Regions from separate parts of the Homo sapiens genome. Here region 1 is linked to region 2. Evidence: chromatin contacts called from ENCODE Hi-C or POLR2A ChIA-PET data. All regions are on one chromosome and are shown on one strand. The core of a region is the stretch at or near the end of the contact, and the rest is flanking DNA. Distances in the headings are between cores, read along the strand shown.

Region 1 (5,728 bases), core at 2,260-4,759, 530 kb after region 2:
GGGATTACAGGCATGAGCCACTGCGCCCGGCCGTAGTCAACAGTTTAGAGTCAACAGCCCCAGCTGTCACTCACAAGTGTCATTCTGGGTGTGTTACATGCTCTCTCTGAGCCTCAGTGTCCTCATCTCTCAAATGAGATAATCATACTCACTTCATAAGGCTGCTGTCAGGATTAAATGACAAAATTTAATGGGAAGAATCTACCCAGGGCCTGGCTCAAGGTAAGGGATCATAAATGTCATTATTTGTCGGGCCGGGTGCGGTGGCTCATGGTTGTAATCCCAGCACTTTGGTAGGCCAAGGCGGGTGGATCCCTTGAGGTCAGGAGTTTGAGATCAGCCTGGCCAACATGCTGAAACTCCATCTCTACTGAAAATACAAAAACTAGCTGGGCATGGTGGTGCATGCCTGTAATCCCAGCTACTCTGGAGGCTGAGGCAGGAGAATCACTTGAGCCCAGGAGATGGAGGTTGCAGTGGTGGGGGCAGATGAACATGGTGGGTTTGACAGGGAGGCAGGCAGGTGACTTGGATGCAGGAGAGCAAGTGCGTCAAGCGCTCATCCATGGGTCCTTGCCATGTGACTGGGCAGGGTGGCCTGAGCTGAGAGAACTTGGCTGGGGTAGTCTTCGTGAAGGAGATGCTGCACCCAGGCCTCAAATGAGGAAGGATTTTGATTAGGGGAGATGGGCATGGGCCTTCAGGAAGAGGAGCCAGTGTGAGACTAGACTAGTAATCAGATTTGTTTTCCAGGCCAGTCTGGGAGGTAGATGGGAAGGCTGTGATGCCTCTAAGTGGCCTTGACTGTCATACCAAGGAGTTTGGAGTTTATTTAGGCCAAAGGCAAGAGAGGTCTGGAAGTTCTGGGGTATTTGTTGCCCTCAGTATTTGGGGTAGTACTGAAGAGGGGTGTGCAAGGTGAATGACTGTGGGTCTGTTGTCACTAGACCCAGTGAGGCCCAGAGCCCTCCCCTCCTTTTTATTTATTTATTTATTTTTGAGACAGAGTCTCGCTTTGTCACCCAGGCTGGAGTGCAGTGGTGTGATCTTGCCTCACTGGAACCCCTGCTTTCCAGGTTCATGTGATTCTCTTGCCTCAGCCTCTCAAGTAGCTGGGATTACAGGCATGTGCCACCACATCTGGCTAGTTTTTGTATTTTTAGTAGAGATGGGGTTTTGCCATGTTGGCCAAGCTAGTCTGGAACTCCCGACCTCAGGTGATCTGCCTGACTTGGCCACCCAAAGTGCTGGGATTTTGTGGCATAAGCCACAGTGCCCGGCCCATTTTATTTTTGATTGAGTCATGTTGGCAAGAAATGGGAGGCTGAGGGAGAGTTGGGGAAGGGCCAGGGGAGGGAGGCCCATTCCCATTTTATGATCTCAGTGGAAAAGGCTGCTGTGAGTTGATTCTGCTGCCAGGAGAGCCACAGAGATGGGCCCCATGAGTCACTGCTCAGTCCTGCAAGCTCAGCCCACAAAGCCTGCTGTGGTCAGCCACCCCTGGCTGGCTCCAGGCCCAGCTCCCCAATATTCCCCACTAGGCCTCAGTGTGTCCTCATTTCTATCTGTACCTTTGCCATCCTGGGCCATGCAACCTGTAGCTCTCGGCCTCTTCTGTCTCCTTTCAGGCTGAGTCTCTGAATCTGTCTCCATTTGTGACTCTGGTTTCCATGGGATACATAGATGTGGAGCCTCAGGAGGGCAGGGGTAGTGTGATCAGTGTCAGGCGCCCCAAAGCATTTATTCTGTGCCAGGCCCTGTGCTGGATGCTGAAAGTACGGAAGTGGATAACATACAGTCTCTGTTTCCATGAAGCCTACAATGCACATTCTCTGTGGAGTGGAGAAACCAGGGCCCAGCCCTGCCTCTATCTCAGTATGGCTGTACCTCCCCTGAATCTGCCTGCTGTGCCCAGGGTGCCAGGTCAGCTATAGCCTGTGGCTTGAGGCTCTTCTTTGCCTCTGGCATTCACAGGGGTATGTGTGCCCGCCAGCAGGTCCCCCCCGGCTCTTAGGGCTCCTGGGGGACTTGGCTGGTGGGTGCTGGTGGGCAGCAGAAGGGGAGGGAGGGAGCAGAAGGCAGTGACTCAGTGGGGGTGGCCCTGGGACAGAACTGGGGAGGAAGCCAAGGTTGGATGATGCTTCCTGAAGCCAGGAGGGTGGGAAGAGAGGTCTGGCTGGGAGTTAGGGATGGAGCAGGACAACTCCAAGGCTCCCCTCTGGCAGCCAGACCTGCTCATGAAGAAGGCTCCTCGGTAGCTGCCTGAAAGTCTGGACTCTGGGGGCTGGGCTGGGCTGGGTGGGGAGATTGCTGTTGGTCCCACTGTGCCTGTTGTAATCCCCAGGTTCATGAAAGAGGTGCCTGCCTTAGAGCCAGGGAAGCCGTTGCACCCGGTGCCCCCTCTCCCCAGGGACCATGGGCCTGGGCACACTGTGGGGCTCAGGGTCTTCTCCTGGTCGCAGAGCTGACCTTCCCACAATCTTCCCACAAATTCTGGGGAGTGTCGGGCCAGGCCCACATGCCCTAAAGGGACCTCAAATCGCACAGCTACCCACTTGGGTAGCTTTCATCAGTTCAGGATTCCCTGACTGCGGGTGAAATGAGGGGGCAGGGCACCAACACAGCCCGAGTGCTGGCAGCGGGTGAACGTATAACACAGGGAGTCTTCCCCAGTCCTCACGGCAACCCCAGGAGAAAAATGACTTTCCATTTTTACAGGTGAGGAGGGTGAGGCTCAAAGAGCAGAGTTCCTGGAGCGCCCCCAGCAGGTAAGTGGAGAAGCCAGGCCTGGGCTGGGGGCTCTGGCTCCAGAACCCCACCTCAGCACCAGCCTCCTGCACCGGACTTTGTGGAGAAGGGGGTAAGGGGGTGCCAGGGATGGCAAAGGGGTAGAGGATCTGGTGGACTCTGGCAGGCCTGGGTCAGCTCCACCCATTGGTCTCACTCCCACCCGGATGGCAGCCCCATCCCACGTGGGATCATGCGACCTGTCTCTGGGTGCCCGCGGCGAGGCAGCACCCCGCTTCCCTACACAGAAGGCCTTCCCCTCCCGTCGGCTCATTCAGCCGCGGAAGCCCCTGGGAGACCCCGCCCCGCCCCGTCCCGCGGTGCCCCCCGCGCACTCACCCTCGCTCACCCACGCGGCCTTCCTGGCGGGAGAGCGCTTCCGGCGTCCTCGCCAGGCCCGGGGAGTGGGCACGGTGGAGCTGCCGACCGTTGGTCGCTGCCCCAACCCACGCACTGCGACGCCGCGGGTGAGGCGCGCGGTCTGCGGGGCCCGGGGGTGCGGCGGGGCGGGGCTGGCGGGCTGTCCGGGCCCACGGAGAGGACGGCGGCGGGCGGGGGTTGCTGCAGGGCCCGCACCTTGTCTTCCGCGCCGGCAGGGCTGTGCCCCGTCGAGACCTGCTCGGGCTGTGGCTCCGTCCTCCGGCCTCCAGGGGGCGGCGCGGCGCTGCGCGGCGCCCCGGCGGCACTGCCCTCCCTTCCCAGCGGCCAGGAGGCGGTGTCCCGTGACGCCGCGCGGCCGCGCTGTAGTGGCCGTCGAGGCCGCCGTCTGTTCGAAGGCTGTCCGACTTCACGGTTCCCCGCGGCTCGGCCCGGGGGCGTGAGTGTCGCCAGCGGGCGACGGGGGGGCGCGCGGTAGGCCCTGCAACAAGGCCAGGGCCTGGGGGGGCCGGCAGGAGAGCGAACCCGAGGCATCGTGGTGCCATGGCGGGGCCGCCCCCACGGGCATGGGCCTGCAGAGCGTGGCCGTGAGGACGCTGAGGGTGGGCGCGCACGGAGCAGAGGCCCACGGGCGTCCGACGGGGGACCTGGACAGAGGGACACCCTTAACGTTATTCCCTCTTCCCAGGCCTGAATTGCAGTTCCTGTGCCCTGGCACTAAGACTGGCACCTCCTGCGGCCCATGCCCTTCGCCTGCATTGCCCACTGAGTCCCACTCGACTGTCTTCAGCGCGGTTCACACTGAGACCCAGCCCTCTCCCGCTGGCCCCGAGCAGGCCCACCTTTAGGAGGGCGTGATGGAAAGGCCCCTGGAGAATGGGGATGAGTCCCCAGACTCTCAGGGCCATGCCACCGACTGGAGATTTGCTGTGTGCAGTTTCAGGGATGCCTGGGAAGAGGAGGAACCTGCTTCCCAGATGCACGTTAAGGACCCAGGTCCTCCAAGACCACCAGCCGGGGCCACCCAGGATGAGGAGCTACAGGGCAGCCCCTTGTCCAGGAAATTCCAGTTACCCCCAGCTGCAGATGAGTCGGGGGATGCCCAGAGGGGCACAGTAGAAAGCTCCTCAGTCCTGTCAGAAGGGCCAGGCCCCTCTGGAGTGGAGAGTCTCCTATGCCCCATGTCCTCCCACCTCAGCTTGGCACAGGGTGAGAGTGACACCCCAGGGGTAGGGTTGGTAGGGGACCCAGGTCCAAGCAGGGCGATGCCATCTGGCTTGAGCCCTGGGGCATTGGACAGCGACCCTGTGGGCCTTGGAGACCCTTTATCAGAAATATCAAAGCTGCTGGAGGCAGGTAAGGAAGGCTGGGCTAGGGAAGTCTGGGAAGGGAATGGGGATGCCTGGAGAGATGAGTGTCAAGACTTTGGAGGTCTCTGACCCTACTCAGGCTGAAGCCCGGGTCCAAGTAGGGGTCTCTGGATAGGTGGTCCAAGGCAGACCCAAGTCATTTCCCTTCCCAAGCCCCCAGTGGATCCGGCCTCCCTAAGCCTGCTGACTGCCTCCTGGCCCAAGACCTCTGTTGGGAGCTGCTGGCCAGTGGTATGGCCACCTTGCCAGGTAGCCAGGCGGGCCTAGAGGCGGTGGAGGTGGAGTGGCCCAATACGGCAGGAGTTCACTGCTTCCTCCCCACAGGGACTCGGGATGTCCAAGGCCGGGCAGTGCTGCTTCTGTGTGCCCACAGCCCAGCCTGGCTTCAGTCTGAGTGCAGCAGCCAGGAACTCATCCGCCTCCTGCTGTACCTGCGAAGCATCCCCAGGTTTGAGGGAGGGGGTTGGGAGACTGAGCCTGAGCCAGCTGTGAGGACTGGGAGTCAGGTACTGAACTGAAGCTCACCCCTTTAGGCCCGAAGTACAGGCACTGGGACTGACAGTGCTAGTTGATGCCCGAATTTGTGCTCCAAGTTCTTCCCTCTTCTCTGGGCTCAGCCAACTACAAGTGAGTACAGGATTGTAGCTCCCCTCATTCCTTTTCTTTTCTTTTTTTTTTTTTTTGAGACGGAGTCTTGCCTTTGTCGCCCAGGCTGGAGTGCAGTGGCGCAATCTTGGCTCACTGCAAACTCTATCTCCCCGATTCAAGTGATCCTCCTGCCTCAGCCTCCCAATTAGCTGAGATTACAGGCACCTGCCACCATGCCCAGCTGATTTTTGTATTTTTTAGTAGAGAGGGGGTTTCACCATGTGTTGCCCAGGCTGATCTCGAACTCCTGAACTCAGGTGATCCTCCCGCCTCGCCTCCCAGAGTGCCGCAATTACAGGCGTGAGCCACCATGCCCTTTTCTGTAGAGTTGGGGATAGTGCTGAGCTCAGGTTCCTTGCAGGAAGCAGCCCCAGGGGCCGTGTACCAGGTGCTGCTAGTGGGAAGCACGCTGCTGAAGGAAGTGCCTTCCGGGCTGCAGGTACTAAGCCCAGTTGGCTAGGGGTAGAGGTGGGGTGCCTCCCCCCAGGCCTGGGTCACAACACCTTCTTCTCCTGTAGCTGGAGCAGTTGCCTTCTCAGAGCCTG
Region 2 (6,029 bases), core at 211-2,710:
TGAGCTACTGTCCCTCTGCAGGCAGCGTTCTTTCTAAAACTCAGATCTGGTGATCTTGATCCCCCACTTCTTGAAGATCTCTAAGGGTCCGGTATTACCTACCACAGTCAATTCCTGAGAAAGGTCACACATTCTAACAGTAGGAAAACTACCAAGGCAGTGATTCCCATGGGAATTGGGGGATGGAGGTGAGATAAAAGCCATTTGAAAAATCAGAGAACTTCAGGAAACAGCACTAACTCTTCAGCCTTCCCACAATCTGCCCCCAACTTACCTTAGCAGCCACCAACCACAAGGCGCTTCTAGCAGTTTCCAAACCCCACACCCTCTTGTCATCTGTGTCCCTGCATACTGACACTTTTCTGCAAAATACTCAACCCCCGAATCATCCTCCTTCACCAGCTCTAAGCAGTGTAATGCTTCCACAATAATCGGCATGGTGCAATGCAATCACCAATACATCTGTCTTCCACCAGACTGAGATTCTTCTATAGTGTTTAAGAGTCGCCTATGCTGAGCCTGTGCCCAGCCCACAGGTCCCAAGCAACAAATGGACTTGCTGTGTGAATGTACCCAAACTCCCTCACTTGAGGAGAGTGAGGCCAGAGGGAGTAAGGGACCTGACTCAGGTAACCTAGCAGTGAGGGCTAGCATAATGGAGGAAACGTCCCCAGTGCTGACTCTCTGTCCTCTGCAAAGTCCCTAAAACCTCGGACTATGCACTACTGATGAGGCTCAAAGAAGGCTCCCGTGGTCATTTCCCCACAGCTCCGAGCCCAGGTCACCTCGTTCTCCCACCTTCTCCACCTAATCTCATCTACTAGCTTCCCCTCTCCACGACCTCAATTTGGTAACCGTCGAGGCAATGAAGGCATAGAGGGCCAAGTGACTGAAACAATATGCCGACAACCCCAAAGCACCACTACGCTCTCCAAAGAGGGCAGCATCCCACCCTCAGGCGCTGGAGGCTTGACCACTCTCCAGCTGACCGGCCAGGGCCGACGGTCCCTTTCCCGCCAGGCTGCGGGCAGGCGGCTGGAACGGGGAAGGCGGGGACCTGAGGGAGGGGCGCCCGCCTCGCCCACCCCAGCGACCTGGGGCAACGCCCCGCCGCCGGCGCTCACCGAAGACCAGGATGTTCTTGCCGGACGGCAGCTTGGACCTGGCGCGGGTGGACACTTCGCTCAGAATGGAGGACCTGTGGCGACAATGGCAAGAGTGGTCAGCCCCGGGCCGGGCTGGGATGGCCCGGCTCGCGTCGGCCCCTCAGTGTGTCCGACGGTCCGGCCCAGAGGCCGCGCCCCCCACGGCCCGGCCCGACCGCCCGCGGCCTCACCATAGGCTCTGGCCTTCCTCCTCCTCACTGGTCAGGTCGCCGGCGGCCGCCACCGCGGGCCCGTTGGGACCTAGCAGCAGCTTCTTCTCCACCCCCACCGGCGCCATCTTGCCAACTGCAGCCACAAAGAGGGCCCTCCCCCGGGCCCGCCGAGGACCCGCGAGGACCCGGGCCGGGCCGCCCCCCGCTCGCCGTCCCTCGCGCCGCGCCGCCCGCCGACCTTGCCGCGGCGACTGCGCCGCCCAACGTGTCCTCTAGGTCTGCGATGGCCACGGGCTCCCACGGGTTGCGAGGCCGCCGAGGTGGCGGGCGGCGGTCAGGCAGCCGCCGGGGCAGCCATGCGCGGGGAGGCGGTGGCAGGGGCGGGCACCGTCCGGACCGAGGGCGCGCTGGCGGCCTCTGCCGGCTGAGGGGCGCAGCGCAGCACCCCGCCACGCTCGCCGATTCCCCTGCGCCGTCGCGGGTCGGGCAGCCGGATGACCGACCCGAAAGCCTAGGCTTTGGGAATGAGACTGATGGACACAAAAGCGCCATTTATCTAGAGCTCACCATGTGCCAGAGTCACACATTATCTCACTGAATCTTATCTAACCCTTTCACAGATGAGGAACCTGAAGCTCAAAAAATTTAAGAAACCCACCCAAGGACCCAAGGCTAGAAGATAACATTCGGTACTTCTAATTTATTCCCCAACCTTGGACCATTATATCATGAACTTGGCCTAACCCTACTCAAGCCCTGCATTGAAAGACTAGCCTTAAGGAAGACCCCAGAATCCTCATAAATATCCTGCATTTCCCCCTCCTCCTCCGAAGACTAAAGACTGTGAAGTAGTGCTCTTGACCGCAGTGCATAATACACTTGGCTTTGCTTTATTAACATGCTTTTTAAAATGATGTTTTCAGGGAGCCAGCATTTCACACCAGAAGAGGAGCCCTTAATTTCCTTGGGGGCCAGCTGGCAGGTGCAGAGCGGGGAGAAAAATAAAAGGAAAGGGGATGGAAAAGGGAAAGAGCGGAGAGTAACCGAAGGAAAAACATACATTCCATTATCAAGCTTAATTTTAGGTGTGGCCTCTACTTGAGGGCTCTTGCCATTCTCTATGGAAACAGGCTAACAAGACATTTCTAAATATCACAAGGAAGTGGAATGTGGCAGAAAAGCACCACCTAAGTAGGTTTCAGATGAGTAGGATTGTGATCCTGATGCCAAAAAATCTGGCGGCATGAATTACGGGATAAAACAAATGGGCATATCATCTGCCAAACTGGATGTAAGGTTTAAACAAGACGAGAGTGAAAACCCACTGAGTTCCTCCCTTGGAAATCTGGGAAAATCAGGCAAAGTGCCAGAAGTCCTAAAAGGGCAAGCAGTGCTGAATTTTCACAGGACAGAAGATGGAGATGAAAATTACAGGCCAGTGAGCTTAATCAGCACTAAGTGAAATTTTGTGATTAAACACTAAAGGAAAAGAGAATACCAGATTTACACAGTATCTTTCTTTTTTGCAGGAGTACCAGGTAGGCGGATGCTGCAGATACAGCAAATGCAGATTTCAACAGGGCATTTGACAATTCACATCTTAGATGCGAAAGTGAAATCAATGCTGGATGATAGCACTGAGGCTTATTAAAGACTAGCCCAGAGGTGGCTGATGAAGAGGAGGGACCAGCAGATGAGGCTGCTAGGGGCCTGCCCAAACCTCCTGCCCTGGCCAGCCAATTCAGGGTGCCATCAGTGACTTGGATAAGAATACAGCAGCAGTCATGGAAGTTGTGGATGACCTGAAGCAGGAAGGGTTGCCTTATCTACTGCATGACAAACTGAGCAGAGACTAAATCTAACAAGTTGAAATTTAGCAGGAACTATTAAAGTCCTGTGGAAGAGTTTAACAAAAAAGCATAGGAAGGCCAGGTACGGTGGCTCACACCTGTAATCCCGGCACTTTGGGAGGCCGAGGCTGGCGGATCACTTGAGGTCAGGAGTTCCAGACCAGCCTGTCCAACATGGCCAAACCCCGTCTCTACTAAAAATACAAAAAAAAAAAAAAAAAATTAGCCAGGAATGGTGGCATCCGCCTGTAATCCCAGCTGCCTGGGAGGCTGAAGCACGATAATTGCTTGAACCCAGGAGACAGAGGCTGCAGGGAGTTGAGATCACACCACTGCACTCTAGCCTGGGCGACAGAGTAAGACTGTCAAATAAAGTAAAATTTAATTTAAAAATGCATAGGAATAGGATAGGAAATTATTTGAAATAAAAATGATAATCTAAACGTCATTACTGTATTAACTATAATCTAAGAGTTGGTCATGTAGAATGCCAAGAAACATCTTAGGGTAGAACCCATAAAACCTCACTGATGCTAACAAAGAAGCTAGCCCCCCATGCCAGTCAGGCTGGATTTCTTAGGGTGACATTTCTGGACACATTTTGCAAAGACAGAGGTATCCAGTGGTCAGTGACTAAACTCATAAGGGGACAAGACATCGTTCTGCTGCAACATGAAGTAACTAGGGCTCATCAGTATGAAGGATAAAGATACAGAGGGAGAAGAAGGGAAAGTGTAGACATTTCTGAAAAGCTAAAGCAAATAAACATACACCAAAAAGAAGTGAACCTGACTATATGATGTGGGAGTATTCAAAGCAACTGCATAATTAGTCTTTAGAAGAAGAAACTTTTTTTTTTTCCTCTAGGATACTACAATAAACAATAGAAGAGGAAACTTTTTTAAGAGATAGGGTCTTGCTCTTGTCCAGGCCAGAGTACAGTGAAACACTCATAACTAACTACAACCTCGAACTCCTGGGCTCAAGCGATCCTCCCACTTCAGCCTCTCAAGTAGTTAGGACCACAGGGGCATGCCACCACATCCAGCTAATTTTTAAATTTTTTTGTAAAGATAGGGGTCTCACTATGTTGCCCAGGCTGGTCTCAAACTCCTTGCCTCAAGTGATCCTCCCACATTGGCCTCCCAAAGTGCTAGGATTACAAATATGGGCCACCACCACAGCCAAGGAAACATTTTAATTAACAAAATGTCAAATATTGATTTAGTGTATGGGAACCTTAGTTAAATAGCTTGGGGAACTATTCTTTCTGAATTCTGGGGAGGGACTTTTGTACCATATAAAAATACTAAAATCCAAATGTCCCACATAGTATTTATTGCAATATAATGTCAAATAACATTTAAAGGCTAATTCTTTTCTCTGTGTCCTTTAAGCTTAAGGAAAAATAAAAGCATATTCCTAAACAAATGTTTGATCTTATGAAGGAATTTTCTTACTAATCTGTACACTGATGATATATTTGCTTTATAAATCATTGTAATTTGATGAGTTTCAGCATCACAAAAACTGTTTAATGAAAACTGTATCCTCATTTCCACATTCCTTCTCATGAGAGTTTAGAAAAATACTTTAAATGTATCTTTCAAGGCACTGTATTTTAAGAATCCAAACTAAAAACTGACAGTCTTCTTTCAATCAAGAAGCTGCACACGTGGGGTGTTTGGTCAGCTTGTGGTATTTGTGAGCAAGGTCCACAGCCTTCCGTCCTTGCTGAAAGGGGAAAGACCACAAAATTGAATTCCAGTGATTTCCCATTTTCTTAACTCCATTGAAAAGGTAATTTACTTCTTCTTCAGTAAAGTTTTTGCGAATTCTTCTTTTTTCTATAATTAGAATTGTAGAATATATTAGTATTTGCTGAACAAAGGTCCTGAGATGCAAATAAGTGCTTATTTGGATATGCTTAACTTATACCTAAGGATATAAACTACAGAGTGAGAAATGCCAGGGCTTCTCATCATGTGGAAACCCACTTCAATTTTAAAAACCTGAGTGCCTAATATTAAGCTAGTTGCTATCACTGTGACTTCTTCAGTAATTATAACTTAATTGACAGTAGTAATACAACATCTTTCAGTCAAGAAACAAAAGTTTATAAACATTTGATTGTTAATTCAACATTCCTGTGAGGACAGTTAACAAACATCTTACCGGCCAGGCACGGTGACTTATGCCTATAATCCCAGCACTTTGGGAGGCTGAGGAAGGTGGATTACTTGAGGTCAGAAGTTCGAGACCAGCCTGGTCAACGTGGCAATAATCTCTCTCCACCAAAAATACAAAAAGTAGCCAGGCATGGTGGCACGTGACTGTAGTCCCAGCTTCTCGGGAGGCTGAGGCACAAGAATTGCTTAAACTCGGGAGGCAGAGGTTGCAGTGAGCTGACAGCACACCACTGCACTCCAGCCTGGGCGACAGAGCAAGACTCTGTCTCAAAATATATAAATAAATAAAAATAAAAAACAGCTTACGTATCTTAGAGATACAGTCTTCCCAAAGGGCTCCATAACTTGATAGAATAGAAAAGAATATCAACACTTGTTAAATATTAGGTTTGATAATATTTTTAAGAATAAGGGTCTTTTGAAATTTGCTTTTAAAAACACATGGTCAGCTAGATCAAAACTCAAAATATAGGCTGCACAATGAGGAAGGAAGTTTTTAACTATTTGGTTTTTAAGGGATACTTTCTATAAAGAAAGAATATACAGCTGGTATCTGTAAACAAATATTTTCTGGTGATGATTACTAGGAAATAGTTTTCTTTAAGCTTTTTCATTCATTATTATCTCATCTTATCAATGTGGGTAGATGCTGGTGAGGAGAAGTTTTCTGTA

Evidence for each region. Hi-C counts contacts between places; a loop is a spot of excess contacts on that map. ChIA-PET counts read pairs that join two places held with the same protein, here RNA polymerase II (POLR2A). Pooled maps may share reads with other maps.
Region 1: a loop to region 2 is called in a pooled map, with 2.3 times the contacts of the local background. The contact joins the promoter of PLEKHG4 here to the promoter of DYNC1LI2 in region 2. A Hi-C loop is called at or near these places in 1 of 50 pooled maps. POLR2A ChIA-PET finds 5 or more read pairs at or near these places in 2 of 52 experiments (WTC11 and naive thymus-derived CD4-positive, alpha-beta T cell).

The regions. Positions count from the first base shown.
Region 1 is chr16:67,276,023-67,281,750 of GRCh38, forward strand. It overlaps PLEKHG4 (pleckstrin homology and RhoGEF domain containing G4), which reads left to right and starts at 3,510. Exons shown (of 22, transcript NM_001129729.3): 1 at 3,510-3,604; 2 at 3,854-4,521; 3 at 4,689-4,784; 4 at 4,860-4,983; 5 at 5,069-5,162; 6 at 5,545-5,622; 7 at 5,702-5,728. The coding sequence starts at 4,023. LOC124903701 (a long non-coding RNA gene) reads right to left here and starts at 3,389. Exons shown (of 3, transcript XR_007065092.1): 1 at 3,127-3,389; 2 at 1,572-1,769. RefSeq lists silencers at 3,003-3,162, 3,213-3,642, 3,362-3,543.
Region 2 is chr16:66,750,149-66,756,177 of GRCh38, forward strand. It overlaps DYNC1LI2 (dynein cytoplasmic 1 light intermediate chain 2), which reads right to left and starts at 1,461. Exons shown (of 13, transcript NM_006141.3): 1 at 1,337-1,461; 2 at 1,125-1,198. The coding sequence starts at 1,443. It overlaps DYNC1LI2-DT (DYNC1LI2 divergent transcript), which reads left to right and starts at 1,604. Exons shown (of 2, transcript NR_133569.1): 1 at 1,604-2,752; 2 at 2,848-4,595. TERB1 (telomere repeat binding bouquet formation protein 1) reads right to left here. Exons shown (of 19, transcript NM_001136505.2): 19 at 4,492-5,015. The coding sequence ends at 4,828. RefSeq lists a silencer at 1,089-1,888 and an enhancer at 1,102-1,817.